2 separate regions of the Homo sapiens genome follow, and region 1 is linked to region 2. Evidence: chromatin loops called from intact Hi-C (ENCODE). Cell type or tissue: PC-9. All regions are shown on one strand. Links, peaks and the distances in the headings refer to the core of each region. The heading gives the core; the rest is flanking DNA. Region 1 has its middle 12 kb from the start of CD300A. Region 2 has its middle 25 kb from the start of GPR142.

Region 1 (10,060 bases), core at 2,648-7,647, 60 kb after region 2:
GAGTGTGTGACTGGAGCGCCTAGGGCCACCTCCCTTTCCTGCCCAGCCCATCTTCCTGGTCCCCAGGTGGCTGCAGCTACAAGGAGCTGTCCGCGGGCCCCCAGGCTGCCTCCAACTCCCCTCTTGACACGCCCCCCTCCCCCCAAATCATAGTCCCTGTGTCCCCAAGCTGTGGTTCAGATTGCCTTCTTCCCCTCTGTGAACAACAGGCCTCAGTGCCCCGTCTTGACTCTGGACCTTCCTGGCCCTGCCATCTTGGTGTCTGGCACTGGCTTGTCCCACCCTCTGCCTAGATGGATCTCCTCCATGAGTCTTTGGAGCCAAGCCAGGGCAGAAGTTGGCCCTTGCCCTTCTCACCAGGGCCTCCTGCCACCACCTGGACTGTGGAAGGCCACTGAGATGGGGGCAGAGCTCAGCCCGAGGCTTGGGCACACTGCTTCTCTCCACGGCCTGTGGGTCCTGGATCTGAGCCCTTGGGGTGTTTCACTCAAGAGCCACTGAGCCGTCCCCATCTTCCACAAAGCAGTTTCCACAAGCAAGCCAGGGCCAGCCCTGCCTGCACTCTGCCCGCAGTGCCCCTCAACGTCTGGGATGAGGATGAGCCTGCTGAGATGAGGGCAGCTCTCTCCATCCAGCAGTACCTCATGGAGTGCTCACTAAGGAGTTAGGAATGGCAGGCCACGCTGGCATCTGGGGTTCAAGGTGGCTCCTGTGGCAGGAACAGGTGTCCATGACCCTGATTACCTGGATCTCACAGGTTCTGGGAATGCAATAGGGGCCTGCTGTGGCTATTCCAACATCTCTGGTCAGGGCCTGGAAGTACCTTAGGACACATGGGGTTGGGGTCAGGACTGCATTCTCAGGGACCAGTGGAGAGCCCTGGACCAGATGAACTGGAGTCTAGGCCTCTCTCGTGACTGGGACTTGTGGGACGTGGGAGGCCTGTGAGATCCAGGACTAAAGATTATGCTGTTTCCTAATGGGCAGATATGTAAGTAGGTAAGTGGGATCCTCAGGTAAGCGGGATCCAGAACTAAAGACTGTGCTATTTCCTGATGGGCAGATGTGTTGTTTCTACCTCATCTTGGGCAGCACCTGGATATGCTGGCGCTGGTTCATCACTGGAGGAGCCTCTTGTATTTTGAGCCCTCGGACATGCTCCAGAGGGTCCTGACGGTCACCCAGCAAAGAGGGGGTACCTCCATGGTGCTGGCACCAAAGACAGAGATGGGCACAGCTCCAGGCTCGTGAAAATGAGCTCTCTATAACATTGTCTTCCTGAGGTTTTTCCTGCCCTTATCCAAGGTGGGCCCTAAAGCTCAGTCCCCAGCCCAGCAGCACCTCTGGGTGCCGGGGTGGAGGATGACGACCAGAGCAGCTCTCTGGAGAGGTGCCCTGTAGTCAGTCCCACAGCTCTCTGGTGCTACCCCCGTCCCCAGCAGCCTGTGCCTTTGTCACTGGCATACTTTTCCAGAGCTAAATTGGGCGAGCAATCCCTGCAGAGTAGGATTGCAGCTCTGACTGTGGCCCCCGACCTCTCTGTGTTGCCTGTCGAAGTCCATGAACAGAATGTTATTTCCCTCCAGTGGAAGGGAAGCAGGGAGCTCTGTGGACCTCACGCTGCCCTTGGTCTAGCTTAGCGGCCCCAAGATCCCTTAGTGAATCAAGGCGCTGTGTTGCTTTCCTATGTGATAATTTCAAAGGAGTCCCCGGCAGGGCCTGATACCCAGAGGCTGCAGTCTCCAGTGGACGTGGGTGTGTGTATAGCCTGAGTCCTCTGGGGGTCTGCGCGTGAGGCTCAGGGAGGGATGGGATCCTAAAAGATGCAGGCCTGCCTGTATTCAGGAGTACCCACTGGCCCTGCTTACTCCCGCCCGGGCCAAGTGGAGAAGAAGTTAGATGAGTTCTTAGGAGGAGAGAGGCAGCTTCTTTGAGGTGGTCGAGTGGCATCACAAACAAGCGTTGAATGGAAAAAGACTAGAAGAGGCAGAGCCTGTCACAGGTTCACCATCATCCAGCCAACACTATGGGAAATCTCACACCCACCACTGTCAAACCGAGGACTTTGGACTTAATAACTGCTCAGAATTAAACGACCTTACCTTCCATGGGTGAGGGCTTACTGCCATTGAATTCCTGTGTGTTCATAAATTCTGGGAGTTACTAGTTTTTTTTTTTTTTTTTTAATTATTTTTAGAGACAGGGTCTTGCTACGTTGCCCAGGCTGGTCTCGAACTCCTGGCCTCAAGCGATTCTCTCATCTCAGCCTTCCATGTAGCTGGGATTCCAGGTGCCTGCTCCCCCACCCCCGACCCTGCCTCTGGGATTTTTTTCATGTGTATTTCCCTGCTAGACCTCTTGCTTTTTACACCAACAAATGCTGTTTGATTCCAACTAACCTTTTTCTCTGTTGGGGATTTATTTTAAGGGGAAAACCAGGCCTCCAAAAACCACTGAGCTCTCAACCCGTCAAGGCCAGAGAACTCTAACACCTACACAAGATGTGGGTGGGGAGGGAGGCGACCCCAAAAGTATCCCTGTTGCTGCCTGGCATGGCTGGAAGAGGCAGCCAGGATACCCATTGGGTGAAATTCTCAGTGCACAGAACCAGGGATGGCTGGTAAATCCCCTGGGCCATGAAGACCTGCCTGCCGAGTGCCTTTCCTGGCTTTCCAGTTTACTCATGGCCCTGCACTTGTTCGTCAGCCCCCCACAGCTCATAGAAGAGAGCAAGCAACAGAGGCTAAGTGCCTGCCCTGTGGGGGTGCTGCTTGGAAGGGTCTGTTGGCCCTCCAAGCCATTCTCGCCAAGGGCAGCATTTTCACTAGCCCCCGGAGGATGCGCCAAGGTCAGGCACAGGTGCCAGGAACCAGGATTTGTTTCCTGTCTGCCGTCTCCACTCTGGGCCCTCCAGGAAGCTGCAGCCCCTGTTCACAGCAGCTGCATGAATTATTTAGCATCTGCACCAGACCGGGAGTGCTCTGACCTCATCCTCCTTGGGCTCAGGGTGCGGTTCTGACCTCATCCTCCTTGAAAAAAGGTTGTTGATAGGCAGAGGCTGGAGCGGTGCGTCCCTCTGGGGTGCGGGTGATTAAAAGGGAGACACCAGTACCCTCAGAGAAGGAGGTGGGGAGCAGCGACCCATGCCCTTGTCGCAGGAGGCAATTCTGCAGCACGCAGAAAATATGACTTTGGAATCAGAGGCTGCGGGTTCACATCCTGGCTGTTAGTAGTTCTGTGACCTTCAGCAGCTCCCTTGGTCCTTCCTCAGTCTTCTCATCTGAAAAATGGGGGTACCAGCCCCCTGAGTTTGTGTTTGGTGTTCTGTCCCCTCCAGATAACCCCCACGAAAGTCACAGTCAAGGCAGAGCGTCCAGGCACCATCTGCCCAGTGTTTCCTGCCCAGACAAGCAGGTCTTCTGGCCAGATTTCAGTTTGGCACCTCCTGGTGCCACATCTTCCCTTCCCTCTATGCTGCCTCATGCCCTGGGTCCCCAGAGTGGGTGGCTTGGCAGGTTGCCACGATTGGAAGAGGATGCTAAGGAGAGAGACCCTTGGCAGTGCCCGCGCCCTGACTGGCAGGGGAGAAGGGCTAGCAGAGGCGTTAGGAGGGTCGCCAGGTGCACAGGAAGCCTAAGAAGCTAGGCTGAAGATCTGGGACGGAGCTGCTTTCTGCCAGCAAATGTCCACTGTCTACTGGGTGGACGGGAGGGAGTGGAGATGAGAGCGATCTGGTCTCTGCCCTCCTTTGCCAGGTCAGGCCTGAGGGCTGAAGTGGGAGTGGCCATGTGAGTCCCAGCAAATGCGTTTTGGGATTAAGCACGCAGGTGCCTTCAGCAAGCTTCCCCGGGTATCCCCTTCCCAAGCGGCACCTTCGTGGCAGGCAGGGCATCTCGGACCAGGGCCTGGCTCCAGCTAGCTCTGTGGCCTTGGACAGCTCCCTTGACCCCTCGCCCCCGCAAGGGTTTCCTCATCTGTAAAATACACCCCGATGTCTCCAGCTCTGTCTAAGCCCTGGAGTTGGTGTCCCCAGCAGTGGAGAGGGGACCTAAAGCCCCAGGGCTCTGCCGCAGATGCACCCCCAGGGGTTCCGACTCAAAGTCTGGAGCAGAACTGGGCAGACACAGGGTGACCGCCTGGCTGTGCTTTGGAGAGAGAAGTTGGGTCCCGTGGGGGTGAATGGGGCCGGTCCCAGACCGGTTGTCCGCCCCATCCGCCGACCCCTCACCTCCGCAGACTCCTCCAAGCCAGGGGCCTGGAAGTGGCTCCTTCTGATTCACCTAAAGGCAACGGTGGCTTGCCTCACCCCCAACTCCACCGACGGCAGGAGAGGGTCCGCGGGGGCCCGGGCCCAGGGAAGGTTTTACGCTCCGTCCTTAACCCAGCGTCCTAACCTGACCCGGCTGGGAGAGGGGGCGGGGCCCCGGAACCCCACCCGCAGACAGCCCACTCCCCCGCACGCACCTGGGTTGGGGGAGGTGGGGGGCGGTGGGGGGCAGTGAAGGTGGGGGGAGGTGGGGGTGGGCCCGAGCAGCCGGCGCGCCCACGTGCCTCTCCCGCGAGGGCCCGGCCACCCCAGCTCCAGCCAACCCGAGGCCGCCTCTCGTGCCCCACCCCAAGCCCCGCCCCGGCCCCTGCAACCCGATCCTCGCCGCGGGGCGGCGGCCGAAGCCAGCTGTCCCAGCTCCTGCTGTAGCCTGGGGGCCGGGCCGCCGCGCTCCGCCCATCCCCGCCCTCAGAGCTGGGCCTCGCAGCCGCTAGGGATTGCGGGGGCCGCATTTATCCCTGTGTCTCTCAGGCCCCGCAGAGACGGGGGTGGGGTGGGTGACGCCAGGGAAGCAGGCCCCTTTTCCCAAGGGAAGAATCCCCTTCCGGAGGCCCGCCGGGCCATGGAGTTTCCGCGGGTGGAGGTAGTGAGGCCAAGGGCACGGGGAGCCCTGTCGCTGCCTTACGTCTGGCTCTAGGCCGGGGTTCCTCGGCTCCACCAGCGACATTTGTGGCCGGATCGCTGTGTAGTGGAGCTGGCCCGGGAACTGCAGGATATTGAGCGGCATCCCTGACCCCCTCCACTGGATGCCAGGAGCACAGCCAGCCCCCTAACCCTACAACCACAAATGTCTCTGGACACGGCCAAACGTCCCCTGGGGGCAAACTCTCCGGGTGGAAACCCACTCCCCGAGGGTTTTTCGGTGGGCATTTGAGGCAGCCACACGGGCTGGGGGCCTGGAGCTCGAGGTCCCTGCAGCCAGGAAGCTGGTGCTGGCCTCCCCTTCTCCCCGGCGCTGCCAGCTGCTTCAGGCTGGCCTGGGAACTGTGACCCTTGGCCTGACAGTATTTCGGCAGCATGTGACCTGCCAGGCTTTCTCACCGTAGGGTGCCCCCACCCTGATGTGGGTGCTGGCACAGGGGATGCTGGGGACAAGCCCATCACTAGCAGTCAGGCCAGCTGGGGCACCGGAAAGAGACTCAGGCACTGGGTGTCCATGGGCAGCCTGAGGTTCCCAAGAGAAGCTGGGCTGAGGCCGCCGTGTGAGCCCAGGGGCTGTCCGGGCTGAAGGTCAGGGGGCATCCTGGCCCACAGGGTCCACCCCTTACGCGCACACACACACACACACACACACACACACGCACACACTGGGTGGGGCGTGGGAAAGACAAAAGGAGTCGGTCCCAGCTGGGGAGGATCCCGCCCTGTCCCTTCACCAGGCCCATTTGGGAGCGGTCATCAGAGCCAGGAAGGTGGTGAGAGGGCTGGGGCAGGGCACTGTTGGCCCCAACCCCCACTGCGTGCCACCCTGCCATGCAAAGCAGAATTTTCAGAAGAATCCAATTGCAGACTTAACGGGGGAGGTTTTAGTAGCTCCCCCTCCCCCTGTGTATTCACAATTGACTGTATTTGCATAGGAAATCTGGAAAGAGACAAAAGGCACCATAGCAGATGTTAAAGTGGACCATTGGGGGAGTTGGCCGGGGGCGTGGGGGGAAAGGGGGTCGGATGTGGGGGTGGGAATCCCCTGGTACCAAGCAGATGAGGGACAAGAAGATTTTTTCTGTCTCGTTTTGCTTTTTCTTTCTCTCCTTCCTTTCTCTCTTTTCCATAAAAATAAATTACATATTTTTAAAAAAAAATTCTTCTGAAAGAAAGAAAAGGGGCCAAAGGTAGCAGTGGCCCCCCACCAGCAGCTGCAGTGGCCTGCGACGTCCCTGCCCCAGCCTTCACAAAGACCAGACTGAGCTACCCTCGGCCACACTCCCTTTCCTCATCTCTCCCCCTGAGAAAGATGGGCCAACTTTTAGCCTGCCTAGATTTTCAACTCATTCTCTCCTTGGGAGGGTTTTCAAGGAGGCTGGGGCGGGGAGTGTGTGTTCATTGCATGTATGTGGCATGGGGCACCCACCCTCCACCCAGCCTTGCTGAATGATTCTTCGAAGGCTGAATTAGATTTACATCCGTGGAGCAGATTGGTGTGCTGTTTCTCAGCGTGTAGCTCATCATTATAAAACATGCTGTGTCCCATGGGGCAGACAGCAACAGACATGGGAATAGCATTTGGCTCATTAATTCATTCATTCATCAGGTTTTCATCCATATTTATCAAAGGCTGCTCCGTGCCATCATTCTAATTAACATCAATTCCCACACTGATCTCTCTCCTAGTATCCAAGTCTGTCTGGCACACAATTCTGTCACCTCCTCCAATCTGAGGCTTCCATCTCCACAACTCACTGCAGCCCGGTGTCCTGGGTCTCTGAGGGGAATCTCTTACTGTGTGTGCCAGTTCCTCAGCTACTTGACGGTGTCTGTAGATAGTGACCTGCTCTGAGGTCTGCAAGGGCAAAGTCACCCCCATCCCTGCATCTGTGTTCATGTCCCTGTGATGGGGATGATGGTTCACTGATGGGAACTTTGGTCACCTGGGGACAGCTGTGTCCTGGCTTTGAAAGTGAGGCTGGTTGGCCATGCATCATGGCTCACACCTGTAATCCCAGCACTTGGCAAGGCCAAGGCGGGGGAATTGATTGAGGCCAGGAGTTTGCGACCAGCCTGGCCAACATGGTGAAACCCTGTCTCTACTGAAAATACAAAAATTAGCCGGGGTTGGTGGTGCTCACCTGTAATCCCAGCTACTTGGGAGGCTGAGGCAGGAGAATCGCTTGAACCCAGGAGGTGGAGTTTGCAGTGGGCAGAGATTGTGTCACTGCACTCCAACCTGGGTGACACATTGAGACTCTGTCTCAAAAAAAAAAAAAAAAAAAGGAAAGAAAGTAGGCCAGGGAGATGGCCGGCCTGGGTTGCGGTGGGGGACTCTCTCCTTTGGTCATAGTCAGAAAGGTTAAGAGGGTGCTCTCCTGGGCACCCGTGAAGTGCCAGGTGTTCTCATAACCCCCGTGCACTCCAGTTCGTAAACTTGTCTGATTCTAGAAATCATCTGAATGCATTTGTTAAAATGACAGATTCCCAGTCCCCAACTGGAGAGACGCCTTATTCAGCTGGTCCGAGGCAGGCCCCAGAATCTGCATTCTCAGCCAGTACCCAAGGTGTTTGTTACATCAGTCAAACTTGGGCCCCACTACTGTAGGGGAGGCTGAGATGGGTTAATGCTGCCTCCACCACTGCCTGGGGGAGTCGGGAGAAGGAGCTGGGTGATTGAGTGACCAGGAGGCCTTTCAAGTCATCACCTTCTCACCTTTTCAGTGGTGGAGGTGGGAGCTTGTGTAGGGACTGTGGTGCAGGGTTGGGGTAGGAGAGAGAAGAGTCAAGAGATCTAAGGCTGTGGTCCCCCAGCTTCCCCCATGACTGAGGACCCATTTGAGGACAGGCTGGACGTTTTTCTGTATTTTTCAAGGGTTCTGTTCACTCTCCTTCCCGAATTCCTCAAGGGGGAGGGTGAGCAAGTGGGCTGAGAAGGAGGCACGGGGCTGGTGTCCAGGATCCCCGGGCCACTGTCTCCGGCCGTTTCCCTGCGTCTGATAGAAGGGGCCCCTTCCTACCCAGGCCCCTGGGATTTCTGCCTCTCACCTTTTAAGGCAATCCTTTGTTTTCCCGTCTTTGTTTACATGTTTCCCATGAAACCATGAGCTCCTGAAAAGGACATATTGCGGTATTTTTATCTTCATGTCCCTATCTTTGGACCCAGTGCCTGGCTCAATGGGGGCAGCCATTAATATTTGTTGAACAAATTGGCAGTGCCTGGGCACTGAGCGCCACCTGGCGGCGTTAGCGGGCATGGTGGTGCTTAGATATCAGTTGGAGCGGCGGACCTAGGGGGACGCGTCCTGGTCCCCTGGTTTGGGGCGGCCCGTCCAAGTGTGAGGTCATGTAGGGGTGGGGTAGGGGTCCCTGAACAAGGTCTGGTGGGGAGGCGAGGGGTGGGCCTTTGAAAGCTGTGACTCTCTCAGGATAACAAGGGGCAGGTGGGAAAGGAAGCCATGGACGCTCGGGATGGAGAAAGAAGAGGTCTATTCAACCATCTATTCATTCATTCATTTATTCACTTTCAGAACCAACTTTATGGGCAGGATTCAGCAGGAGGCTGGGACTTGTCATGCTGAGTCCTCCCTGAAGGGACTCCCTCCTTGTCTGCAGAGAGCTTAGGTAGTCCGGGGTTGGAGAATATCTATCTCCCTGAAGTGGAATGGCCAGCCGACTTCTGCACTTCCTCCACCCCGTCCTATGCACGGTCTGGTGTCTGAAACCTCTTTTCTCCCACTGCAGTGCCCTCCCACCCTCCCTCTTCCTCAGGGCGTGGAATCTCTGCCAGGGCTCCACTCATGGACTCAGGCATGGATGTTTTTATTATTCTTCTTTAGAGACAGGGTCTCCATGTGTTGCCCGGCCAGTCTAGGACTCCTGGGCTCAAACCATCATCCTGCTTCTGCCTCCTGACTGGCTGGGATTGCAGGTGTGGGCCACCATGCCTGCCCCCAAAGGCCCCCGAAGAATTTTCATGTGCACCCAGGCTTGAGACTTCTGCCAGAATCTGTGTAAGCAAATGTGGTCAGCGGGACCGGGAAACTGCATCGGAGTTATGTCTCTTTCTGCTTCACCCCACAGAGCTCTCTCCAGGTCGCTGCTGTTTTTGCTACACCCTGAGTCCCCACCCCAACATATACACTCTGACCTCCTGCGATGGTTGATATTGAGTGTCAACTGGATTGGATGGAAGGATGCAAAGTATTGTTCCTGGGTGTGTCTATGAGGGTGTTGCCAAAGGAGATTAACATTTGGGTCAGTGGACTGGGAAAGGCAGACCCAGCCTCAATCTGGGAGGGCACCATAAAAGCAGGTATGTAAAGAGCAGACTGGCTGAGTCTTCCAGCCTCCATCTTTCTGCTGTGCTGGATGTTTCCTGCCCTCAAACATTGAACTCCAAGTTCTTCAGCTTTTGGTTCTTGGACCTGCACCAGTAGTTTGCCAGGGGCTGTTGGGCCTTTGGCCACAGACTGAAGGCTGCACTGTCAGCTTCCCTGCTTTTGAGGTTTTGGAACTTGGACTGGCTTCCTGGCGCCTGTGCTTGCAGATGGCCTGTTGTGGGACCTCACCTTGTGATCGCGTGAGTCAATACTCCTTAATAAACTCTCCTTTATATCTACATCTATGTTAGTTCTGTCCCTCTAGATAACCCTGACTAATACACCCCCAAAACTACCCATGATAAAAGTTGACTCTCCTATTCTCTAGAAGCTAGAGATCTGAGCAGTATTTATTTATTTTTTATTGTTTGAGATGGAGTCTTGCTCTGTCACCCAGGCTAGAGTGCAGTGGCACGATCTAGGCTCACTGCAACCTCTGCCTCCTGGGTTCAAGCAATTCTCCTGCCTCAGTCTCCCAAGTAGCTGGGATTACAGGTGCCTGCCAACATGCCCGGATAATTTTTTGGTATTTTAAATAAAGACAGGGTTTCACCATGTTGTCCAGGCTGGTTTCAAACTCCTGACCTCAAGTGATCCACCCGCCTCAGCCTCCCAAAGTACTAGGATTACAGGTGTGAGCCACCGCGCCCGGCCACTCAGCAGTATTTAAGGTTGCAACCTTGGGTTCCTGCACCCATGGCCAAAA
Region 2 (10,212 bases), core at 4,729-9,728:
CAACCCAATAAAGACTTCAGTCTCAGAGCCTGGGACCATCCCATCAACCACAAAATATTATACAGGAGGAGCATGAGCCAGGGAGGGGAGTTGGCCCCTCACCGCCCCCACCTCAGTAGGTGGCCCTTCTGACTCTGCGCTGCTGCTGCAGGAGATGGCAACACGAGGGTCTCCGCATGCAGCCTGCAGGCGTCTCAGCTTCATGTCCTCAGCCTCCTCTCTTCCTTCTTTTCTCCAGAAAGGAGGCCAGCAGAAGGCTTGGGCCCTGAAAGCTAAAGGGAAAGGAATGCAACCTGGGCTGGGCAGGAGCAGAAGGAGAGAGGAAAACAGTAGAGGGTTTTTTTGTTTTGTTTTGTTTGAAACGGAGTCTCGCACTGTCACCCAGGCTGGAGTGCAATGGCGCGACGTGATCTCAGCTCACTGCAACCTCCTCTTCCCAGGTTCAAGCGATTCTCCTGCCTCAGCCTCCCAAGTAGCTGGAATTACAGGCACCTGCCACCACCCCTGGCTAATTTTTTGTATTTTTAGTAGAGAAGGAGTTTCACTGTGTTGTCCAGGCTGGTCTCAAACACCTGACCTCATGGTCCACCCGCCTCGGCCTCCCAAAGTGCTGGGATTACAGGCGTGAGCCACCGCACCCAGCCAACAGTAGAGGTTTGAAGATGTGAAGATGGAGTCCCTGGGAGAAAGGGGGCCTTAGTGGTTTAGAAGCCAGAAGGTTTAGAGGAAATGGGATGAAAACATGCAAAAACGAAGGAGTTGCGAGACAAAATGCTTCCCTGACAGAGCTGCTTGGTTGGTAACAACTCAAATTTGGCAAAAGGCACCTTGGTTTCATCCTAGCATCTACAGTGCTTATGGTCCTTACTGGGAGGAGAGGGAGCCAGGTCCAGAACCCTCTGTTGCCTCTCTGAGGTTCTAGCAGCAGTTCCCAGGCTCTCTCCTCCAGGCTCTGGTCAATCGGATACCTTCCTTTGGCTTCGAAAGGGCAGACACATCCAGCCACACCAGTCTTACTGCCCTTGCTGTGCTAAATCCTGTCCAGCTGACACCGCAGTTTCTGGGCCCCACGGAATCTTGGCTCCCCGGGCTCTCTGACCACTCACACCCCTTGTTCCTGCAGACAGTCCTGCCATGCCTCTTGCTATCCCAGAGGGAAGAAAAGGCCACAAGACCAAGTAGTTGACTTTGCATGGGAGTTTCGAATTAAGTTGTTTGACTGCAAAGAGGAGGGCCCTTTTCAAATCTTCCAGGACCTGAAACTCGACAAGGAAGGGGAATGCCAAGGTTGAGTCTGAGATATCAGCTCATGAGCCAGAAGGAGAAGGGAGCTGCGCAAATGGTTGTTCTGCTCAGTGGGGCCCCAGGGCGAGGCCCTGCAGCTAAGAAAACGCTTTTGGTGGTTTTCGCTGCAGGTGCCTACATTCTTGTGTAACTGTAGGGGAGAGGGGCCTGGGTGAGGGGAGAGGAGGCTCCCGCTTGGCCTTGCTACAAATAATAGCATTGAAGGGAGCTAGAAGCACGTTAAGCAAAGCCCTGGAAACGCGTTAAGGGCAGACTCTCAAGGAATCTGGATGCCCACAGCCAGGCAAGAGGCCAGGTTGAGAGATGGTTGTGGGATGCCCCGTGAGCAGGGTCCTCCCCCTCCTCTTTGCCCTGCCCTACCCTGCCCAATATCAGGCTATCTGCGGGGGACAGGCCAGGAGCTGCCTCTCTGGGCTGGGCACCATCTGGGTGGCCAGGAGGTGAGCCCGGGAATGCCCAGGAAGAGCCAAGTCCTGAAGTCACTGTGCCCAGGCCTGCCCTTCCCTAAGAGGGGGTATGGGGGGAGTGGGGAGGCAAGCAGGTGGGAGATTGGAGAACTCCAAGGCTGTCTTCAGGGCATGAGACCAGAGTTTGAGGGTGGGGGAGTATCAGGGAGGCAGGTTGGGGCCATTAGTGGGTGAGATCCCTGGTAGTGGGACCAGGCAGGCTGTATTTATCCCGTCCTTCCTTCCTTCCTTCCTTCTTTCCTTCCTTTCTCTTTCTCTCTCTTTCTCTCCCCCTTCCTTACCTCCTTCCTTCCTTTCTCTCTTTCTTCCTTCCTTCTTTCCTTCCCTTCTTTTACTTTTTCCTTCCCTTCTTCTTTCTTTCCTTCTCTCTTCCTTCCTTCATTCCTTCCTTTCTTTCTTTCTTTCTTTCTCTCCTTCCTTCGTCTCTCTTCTCTTCTTATTTTCTTCCTCCTTCCCTTTTCTTTCTTTCTCTCTTCCTTTCCTTCTCTGTTCCTTCCTTCCTTCCTTCTTTCCTTCCTTTCTCTTTCTCTCCCTCTTCCTCTCCCCCTTCCTTACCTCCTTCCTTCCTCTCTCTTTCTTCCTTCCTTCTTTCCTTCCCTTCTTTTTCTTTTTCCTTCCCTTCTTCTTTCTCTTTCCTTCCCTTCTTTTTCTTTTTTTCTTTCTTTCTTTCCTCCTCTCTTCCTTCCTTAATTCCTTTCTTTCTTTGTTTCTTTCTTTCTCTCCTTCCTTCCTTTCTCTCTCTCCTCTCATTTTCTTCCTTCCTTCCTCTTTCTTTTTCTTTCTCTTCCTTTCCTTCTCTCTTCCTTCCTTCTTTCATTCCTTTCTTTCTTTCTCCCCTTCCTTTCTTCCTTCCTTCCTTTCTTCTCTCCTTATTTTCTTTGCTTTTTTTTTTTTGTTTTTTTTCTTTTTCTCCTTATTTTCTTCCCTCCTCTTTCTTTCTTTCTCTTCCTTTCTTTCTGTTTTTATTTTTATTTTTATTTTTTGAGCTAGGGTCTCACTTTGTCACCCAGGCTGGATGGAGCACAGTGACACGACCACAGCTCACTGCAGCCTCCACATCCCACCTCAGCCTCCTGAATAGCTGGGACTCCAGGCACACGCCCCCGCACCTGGCGAATTTTTAAATTTTGGTAGCAACTTGGGGTCTCACTATGTTGCCCAGGCTGGCCTCGAACTCTTGGGCTCCCAAAGTGCTGGGATTCCAGGTGAGAGACACCGCACTGGCCACCAGGCTGTATTTCTTTTGGGTTCAGAGTGCTCCGCACAGTCTTGAGCCCCCTCTTCAGGATGTACGGTCTCCATGGGGCTCTGAGGGTGTTTGATGAAATGTACAGGAAGCCATTGGCTTGGGCTGAGCTCCTGCACGAGGCCCAGCAGACCAAACCGAAATGGAATCATTCATGCTGAAGTTCTGCGTCACCCAGCTGACACTAAGTTGTTTATCTGACATTCTGAGACATCAGGAGAGTGAGGGATAATAGCCAGATCCCCAAACAGGCCAGTTTTAGCCAGCATGATAAGGAAGTCCCCTCTGCTTTAATCTTACAAGGAAAATAACTTTGAAATCTGATGTTTGTTCTGTTTCTGCTTTCAAAGCCAACCTCTACTGCTCAGCTCAATCCGAACACTCATTCTATAGTGTAAGGTGAGATATTGCCCAATTCTAGAATCCAAGTAAAAGCCAATTAAGATCTTTAAATTTGTTGTAATTTTGTCTTTTGACAAGAGAAAGGAGCTTTCAGGGGGAGGGGCCATTTCCTCTCTGTCTCTAGATCTCCTGTGTATATGGGAAGAGCTGGGACCAGGCCCAGCAATTACCTCACCATGGTTGGGTGCAACCAAGTGGGGCAACTCTTTGGCCAGAAAGCAAAAGTCTTTTTAGCTTCAATGTAGGCCATTCTGGGTCCCAGACCCACAGCTTTGGACATTATGGGAATCAGAATTCTTAGATGGCTTCACAATCTCTGTCCCTGGGTGTGTTACTCCCTTGATGATATTATATTATATGGCAGAAGGGATCTGCAGTGTAATTAACATTACCAATCAGTTGATCTCCAAGTAGGTCAGTTATCTGAGTGGGCTGGATCTAATCCCACGAGCTTATTAAAAGCAGAGAGTTTCTCCAATAGCAGAAGGGAAGTCAGAGAGATTCTAAGCACAAGAAGAATGGGATGCACGTTCACTGGCTTTAAAGATGCAGGAAGCATTACATGGAAAGGACTTGTGAACAGCCCCAAGGAGCTCAGAGAGACGCCCAGCCAACGGCCAGCAAGAAAACAGGAACCTCAGTCCTGCAACCACAAGGAAGTGGGTTCTGTCAACAACCTAAGTGAACCTGGAAGTCGATTCCTCCCTAGAGCCTCTGGATGAGAGCCCAGGCTGACCAACACCTTGATTTTGGCTTCCTGACATCCTAAGCAGAGATCCAGTGAAGCCTGCCCCAGATGGCTAACCTACAGAACCGTGAGCAAATAAATGGCTGCTAAATTTGTGGCAATTTGTTATGCAGAAATAATACCTAATACAGGTGCCTGCACAGTGAAGGTTCCAGGGCATGGATGTTGATCCCAGGGGAGGAGGCAAATGAGGCCTTCTGATTTCTCCCACAGCCTTGAAATTGCAGCCTCACCCTGCACTCTGGCTGTGCCCCTCCTCCACAGAGAACCGTCCACATCTTTGCTCGCACGGTTTCTGCCAGAGGCCCAAGCTTCTGTGCTCAGGCTGGGAAGTTTGGGCATGAACTATGTACAGATAAACCAATTGCAGGGGAATCGCACAGCTTCTTATTATCATTATCCAGGTTTCTTATTAGTTTTCTTCTCTGTTAATTTTCCCCTGTATTTCTGCCCAGTTCTGATGCTGTTGGATCTTCCAATCCTTGGCAAAAGGAAAATCCTTTTTAGCAAGTTACTCAGGCAGGACTCCCTAATTAAAGACCCAGAGTGGCCAGGCGCGGTGGCTCGTGCGTGTAATCCCAGCATTTTGGGATGCCAAGGCGGGTGGATAGCTTGAGCCTAGGAGTTTGAGACGAACCTGGGCAACATAGGGAGACCCTGTCTCTACAAAATATAAAAATAAATTAGCTGGTCCTGGTGGCATGCACCTGTAGTCCCAGCTCTTGGGAGGCTGAGGTGGAAGGGTGGCTTGAGCACAAGAAGTTGAGGCTACAGTGCACTATGATCATGCCACTGCACTCCCGCCTGGGTGACAGAGTGAGACCCTGTCTCAAAAACAGAAACTCAAAATGACTTGCTCTCTCTCCCGGTCTTGTGACCTAAATGGCTTGATTTAGGACGTGTGGCAGAGATGGTTAGCTGTCTACCAAAATCTGCACACCCCTTTCATAGCACAGTATTGTCACTAAGAGCAGAGACTACATTTCCCAGCTGCCTTTGCAACTGGGTGTGTCCACGTGACAAATTCCTACCAGTAGAATGTGAGCAGAAAAGCTGTGCAGCCCCTCTGAGCCAAGGCATCAGAAGCAGGTGTGCTTCCTCCATCACTTCCCTCCTCTTTGCCAGCTGGATATAGGTACCAACGAGACCCTGGGGAAGGGGAGAGCCCTGAGATGGAAGGAGCCTGGGTCCCTGAATCACCACGTGGAGGAAAGCCACTGACCAATCAGGAACGCTCGTCTTGGTCTGTTATGTGACTAAGAAATAAATTCCTAAGGTATTTGAGCTATTATACATTTGGGAGTCTATCTGTGACTGCTTTTTAGCTTACCCTTCATAATACACATCCCTCTTTGGCCCCCAGTGTAAATCAAGTTGCACAAGGTGCTGACTAAACTCCCAGGATGAAAACCTTCAAATATCCCTGTACCTCACTTTCCTCGGCTGGCTCCCATCCCTGTCTTGGTTCACACTGCTTGCTCCAAAGTCTGGCTGACTCAGCTGGCCTGGGCCATCATCCATCTGCTGTCAAAGAGTGCCTGGCTCACAGCAAAAAGAACATTTATTCCCCCAAAACATAGGGTTCTTTTTTTCAGCAAAGGTGGTGCAGCAATATATTTGGAGACGCAGACTGCGAGTCAGCACATGCTCCCGGTTCCCTTGGGACACAGTCAGGGAGCTCATGTCTTCAGCCCCAGCTCCCCCAGCAAGAGCCTCCAGTGGTCGGAGGAGAGGAGAGAAGAGCAGTGGAGAGGGGGAGGAAAGCAGAAAGAGGTGACAATTCTCTCAGAAAGCAATTAAGCATTTCGTGGTGGCCCCAGGGACAACCTCAACTTTTTGTGTTTTTCCCCCAGAGAGACTGAAGAACTGGGGGGAGGAGAGCATCCCTAGCTACAGTTATTGAAAACTCTGCTTGGTAATGTGGCATTGAGAGACTCTGAGAAGCTGGCTTCAGGAAGGTGGCCCCACACTGCCTGCCCACCACCTGGGATGCCACCTGCCGCAACGGTGTTGGTCTCTGGTCAGGGCTGGGGTAAAGATCAGCAGTGGCTCATCTTCCCTCTGACACAGCAGCATGGGACACCTGGATGGAACTGAAATGGGGTCCCAGATACAGCAAACCTCTCTCCCTGTCCACTTCTGAAGTCCAGCTCGGGATTGCCGGCCCCAGCAGAGCAGGCAGGGGAGCTTTGACTGTGGATGGTGTTTGAGCCTAGACTAGGCCCCAGGGTCTTCAATGAAGCTCACAGATGGAAAAGCCCAGCAACCAGGGGTCAGAGGCCCTGGAAGTTAGAAAATTACAAGTCCCCATCCTTCAAGGAGCTCCAGGATGACTCTGCCTCAGCAATTTCCAGTGCAAATTTACTTTTTGTTTGAGTCAGGAAATAACAGGCTGCAGACTCCCTAGGGGCCCAGGAATCCAGCCACCAGCTTCTCCTGGCTTCTCTCATCCTTCCGTGAGCAAGACTCAGCCAGACGTACAGGGTGGCCCCGAGCTTAAATTACAACCACCTGACCAGAGCTGCCCCGCAGATGCCCAGACCCTGCTTAGAGAGGGTCCCTGTGGAGAGAGGGGCTTCCCCAGGCCTCTGGCTGGTCGCATGCGTGGCCTGAATTCTCCATGCACAGGCAAGAGGCTGTCTCTACTTCCCACCCTAGGCAACTCTTAGCACTAACCCTGAAGTGACGATGAGCCACGGAGCCAGGGTGGAAGCTACACAGTGCGTCTCACGTGACTTCCAGTGAGAGCTGTTCCCAAGTTTACCATCCCTCGGCGGTGGCTCACCACCCTCTCTGCCCAAAGTCCTCTCAATAGCCTAAGTCTCTTCCCTCCACTCAGCCTCATTGCTCTCATTTTGTCACTTAGAGCTTAGTGACATTTTGCTTTCTTCCAAATCCTCCTTCTTGCAGTCTAGCTGGGTCCTTTCATGCCTAGTTTACAAAGATGTCTGGCCTGATCCCTATCTGCCAGCCCCTATCCCTCCCAGGGGGACCAGGAAGCCTGGGTTTGACAGGTGCAATGCACAGGTGCCGGGCGCCCACTGGGAGTGCAGGAGGCCAAGGTCTTCCCAGGACTGGCAGCTCAGATGGCCCAGGCAGAAATAACCTGAGCCTGCTGCCCTTTCCTTCTTGGGAGTGACTCAGCGAGAAGCCGGAAGATAGAAACACAAATCTGGTCCTGGATCTTGCAGAGCCAGTCACAGGCAAGGCCACAGCCTTAAGGCTGTGTACGGAGAGGACCTGGAGCCAGCCATAGGGCTGGACGCTGAAAAGACGCTCAACCTCATTTAGCAGGAGACAAGTGCAAATGAAAACTATACCCAGACCCCATTTTCCACAGAGCAGATTGGCAGAGATGCAAGCTTTCAGGACACACTCACTTGGCAAGAAGGGGAGGCCATTCTCCCGCTTTGCTAGCAGGCTGTAAAATGATACAATCTCCTCGGAAGGCAAGTTGGCAATATCTATCCACTAAGTGCACAAATTCTTTGACCCAGCGATTCTACCTGTACAAACGGAACACCTAGCTATGCGTGCACATTTATGACATGACCCAGGCAGCATTGTTTGTAATAATGACAAAGGATTGGAGGCTCCTACATAGGTGACTGGTTCCACACTTGCGGTGTCCCCATGCGATGGATCACAGTAGGCAGAACAGATAATTGGAACCATTGATGGACGAGTATGGAACCGTGTCCTAGATACATTGGAAAGAGGAAAAACAAAACAAAAGAAATTGAGGAGCAGAACGGGCTGTGGGGCTGGCTGGTTTCAATTCTCGATGAATGGATGAAATGGCACACTCCCATTTGGGTAAAGGAGGGTAACAGAGAAGCAATGTCTATGCTGGTCTAATGTGTGTGCTAAGGAATATCTCCGGATGGATACCCCAGATTGGTTTCATTAGCTATACAGAGGCAAGCATATACCTTTTTGTAACTTGAGCATTTTAAAATATGTTAGCTGGGCCGGGTGGCACGTGCCTGTAGTCCCAGCTACTTGGAAGGCTGAGGCAGAAGAATCACTCGAAGCCTGGAATTCAAGGCTACAGTGAGCCATGATGGGGTCTATGAATAGCCACTGCATTCCAGCCTAGGCAACACAGTGAGACCCTCATCTCTAAAAACAATAAAAATTCAAAAAATTTTTTTGAACTAGGCAAACATGTTACTTATTTTAAAAAAATAAACAGTTTAAAAGGTGAGGCCAGGCATGGTGGCACACGCTTGTAATCCCAGCACTTTGGGAGGCCGAGGCAAGCAGATCATGAGGTCAAGAGATCGAGACCATCCTGGCCAACATGGTGAAACCCCGTATCTACTAAAAATACAAAAATTAGCTGGGCATGGTGGCACTTGTCTGTAGTCCCAGCTACTTGGGAGGCTGAGGCAGGAGAATCGCTTGAACCCGGGAGGCGGAGGTTGCAGTGAGCCGAGATCGCGCCACCGCACTCCAGCCTGGCAACAGGGTGAGGCTCTGTCTCAAAAAAAAAAAAAAAAAATGGTGAACCCCTGGCTCGGTAATGGAATAAAATGACACCAGTACTTGAGAGGCAAGCAAGTTCCAGGATAGAACGAGGTGGTGGAGGGAAGCGATCATTCCATTTTACATTCATATTTTGCAAACAGTTTCTCCTTTTCTGTTGCTGCTTTCAATCCAGAGGCAGTCCTTTCTTTTCAGATGAAGAAATGGAGGCTCAGAGAGGGGAGGTGACTTTGTGGAAGTCACACAGCAAGTGGCTGAGCCAAGACTCACAACCAGGTATTTTTGTTTTGTTTTGTTTTGTTTTGTTTTTTGAGATGGAGTTTTGCTCCTGTTGCCCAGGCTGGAGTGCAGTGGCACGATCTCAGCTAACTGCAACCCCCACCTCCCTGGATTCAAGCGATTCTCCTGCCTCAGTCTCCTGAATAGCTAGGATTACAGGCACCCGTCACCACATCTGGCTAATTTTTGTAGTTTTAGTAGCGATGGGGTTTCACCATGTTGGCCAGGCTGATCTCGAACTCCTGACCTCAGGTGACCCACCTGCCTCGGCCTCCCAAAGTGCTGGGATTCCAGGCATGACCACCACACCCAGCCTTGTTTTGTTTTGTTTATGAGACAGGGTTTTCCTTTGTCACCCAGGCTAGAGTGCAGTGGTGCAATCTCAGCTCACTGCAACCTCTGCCGCCAGGGTTCAAGCAATCCTCCTGCCTCAGCCTCCCTAGTAGCTGGGACTACAGGTATGCACCACCACACCCGGCTGATTTTTGTATTTTTAATAGAGACAGGGTTTCACCATGTTGGCCAGGCTAGTCTCGAACTCCTGACCTCAGGTGATCCTTCAGCCTCAGCCTCCCAAAGTGCTGGAATTATAGGCATGAGCCACCAGGCCCGGCTGCATCCAGGTTTTCGGGCTCCCCATCACATGGTTTTTTCTACCTCACTCTATAGCAGACAAGACCTGGGGTCTTGGGTCACTGCTATCCCCATTTCCACCTAGAACATGATCTAGACCACAGTACATATGGGCTCAGGAACCAGCTGTCAGAGAATGGCGTCAGATTCTAGCTCAGCTACATCCTACCTGAGTGACTTTTAGGGGAGTTACTTTTTGGACTGTGCTGTGGTCTGTTTGTGCCCCACCTAAATTCATATGTTGAAACTTACTCTCCAATGTGATGGTATTAAGAGGTGGGGCATTTGGGAGGTGATTAGTGCTCTTATAAAAGAGGCTGGAGTGCTGGGTGCGGTGGCTCATGCCTGTAATCCCAGCACTTTGGGAGGCTGTGACGGGTAGATCACCTGAGATTGGGAGTTGGAGACCAGCCTGACCAACATGGAGAAACCCCGTCTCTACTAAAAATACAAAATTAGCCGGGCATGGTGGTGCATGCTGTAATCCCAACTACTCAGGAGGCTGAGGCGGGAGAATCGCTTGAACTCAGGAGGTGGAGGTTGCAGTGAGCCAAGATCGTGCCATTGCACTCCAGCCTGGACAACAAGATGAAATACTGTTTCAAAAAAAAAAAAAAAAAAAAAAAAAGAGGCTGGAGGGAGCT

What was found. A loop is a pair of places that touch in the nucleus more often than their neighbours do. Peaks named below come from ENCODE experiments on the same cell type or tissue, not always from the same donor. Only the 100,000 strongest peaks of a DNase experiment are listed, where the experiment ranks them.
Region 1: it touches region 2 in a loop (4-fold over the local background); 18 of 110 quality-filtered maps call a loop at or near these places.

The regions. Positions count from the first base shown.
Region 1 is chr17:74,449,526-74,459,585 of GRCh38, forward strand. It overlaps a transcript of GPRC5C not described here. Among named protein-coding and RNA genes, the nearest start is that of CD300A, 12 kb to the right of the region's middle. RefSeq lists enhancers at 2,546-3,537, 3,538-4,528, 5,283-5,953 and a silencer at 4,428-4,787. In PC-9, for the core only: no CTCF peak of the experiment used is centred there; a DNase peak (open chromatin) is centred at 4,666; H3K4me3 peaks cover 1,026 bases; H3K27me3 peaks cover 348 bases.
Region 2 is chr17:74,387,875-74,398,086 of GRCh38, forward strand. No RefSeq gene overlaps it. Among named protein-coding and RNA genes, the nearest start is that of GPR142, 25 kb to the left of the region's middle. RefSeq lists enhancers at 6,269-6,769, 6,770-7,270. In PC-9, for the core only: no CTCF peak of the experiment used is centred there; a DNase peak (open chromatin) is centred at 7,317; H3K27ac peaks cover 900 bases.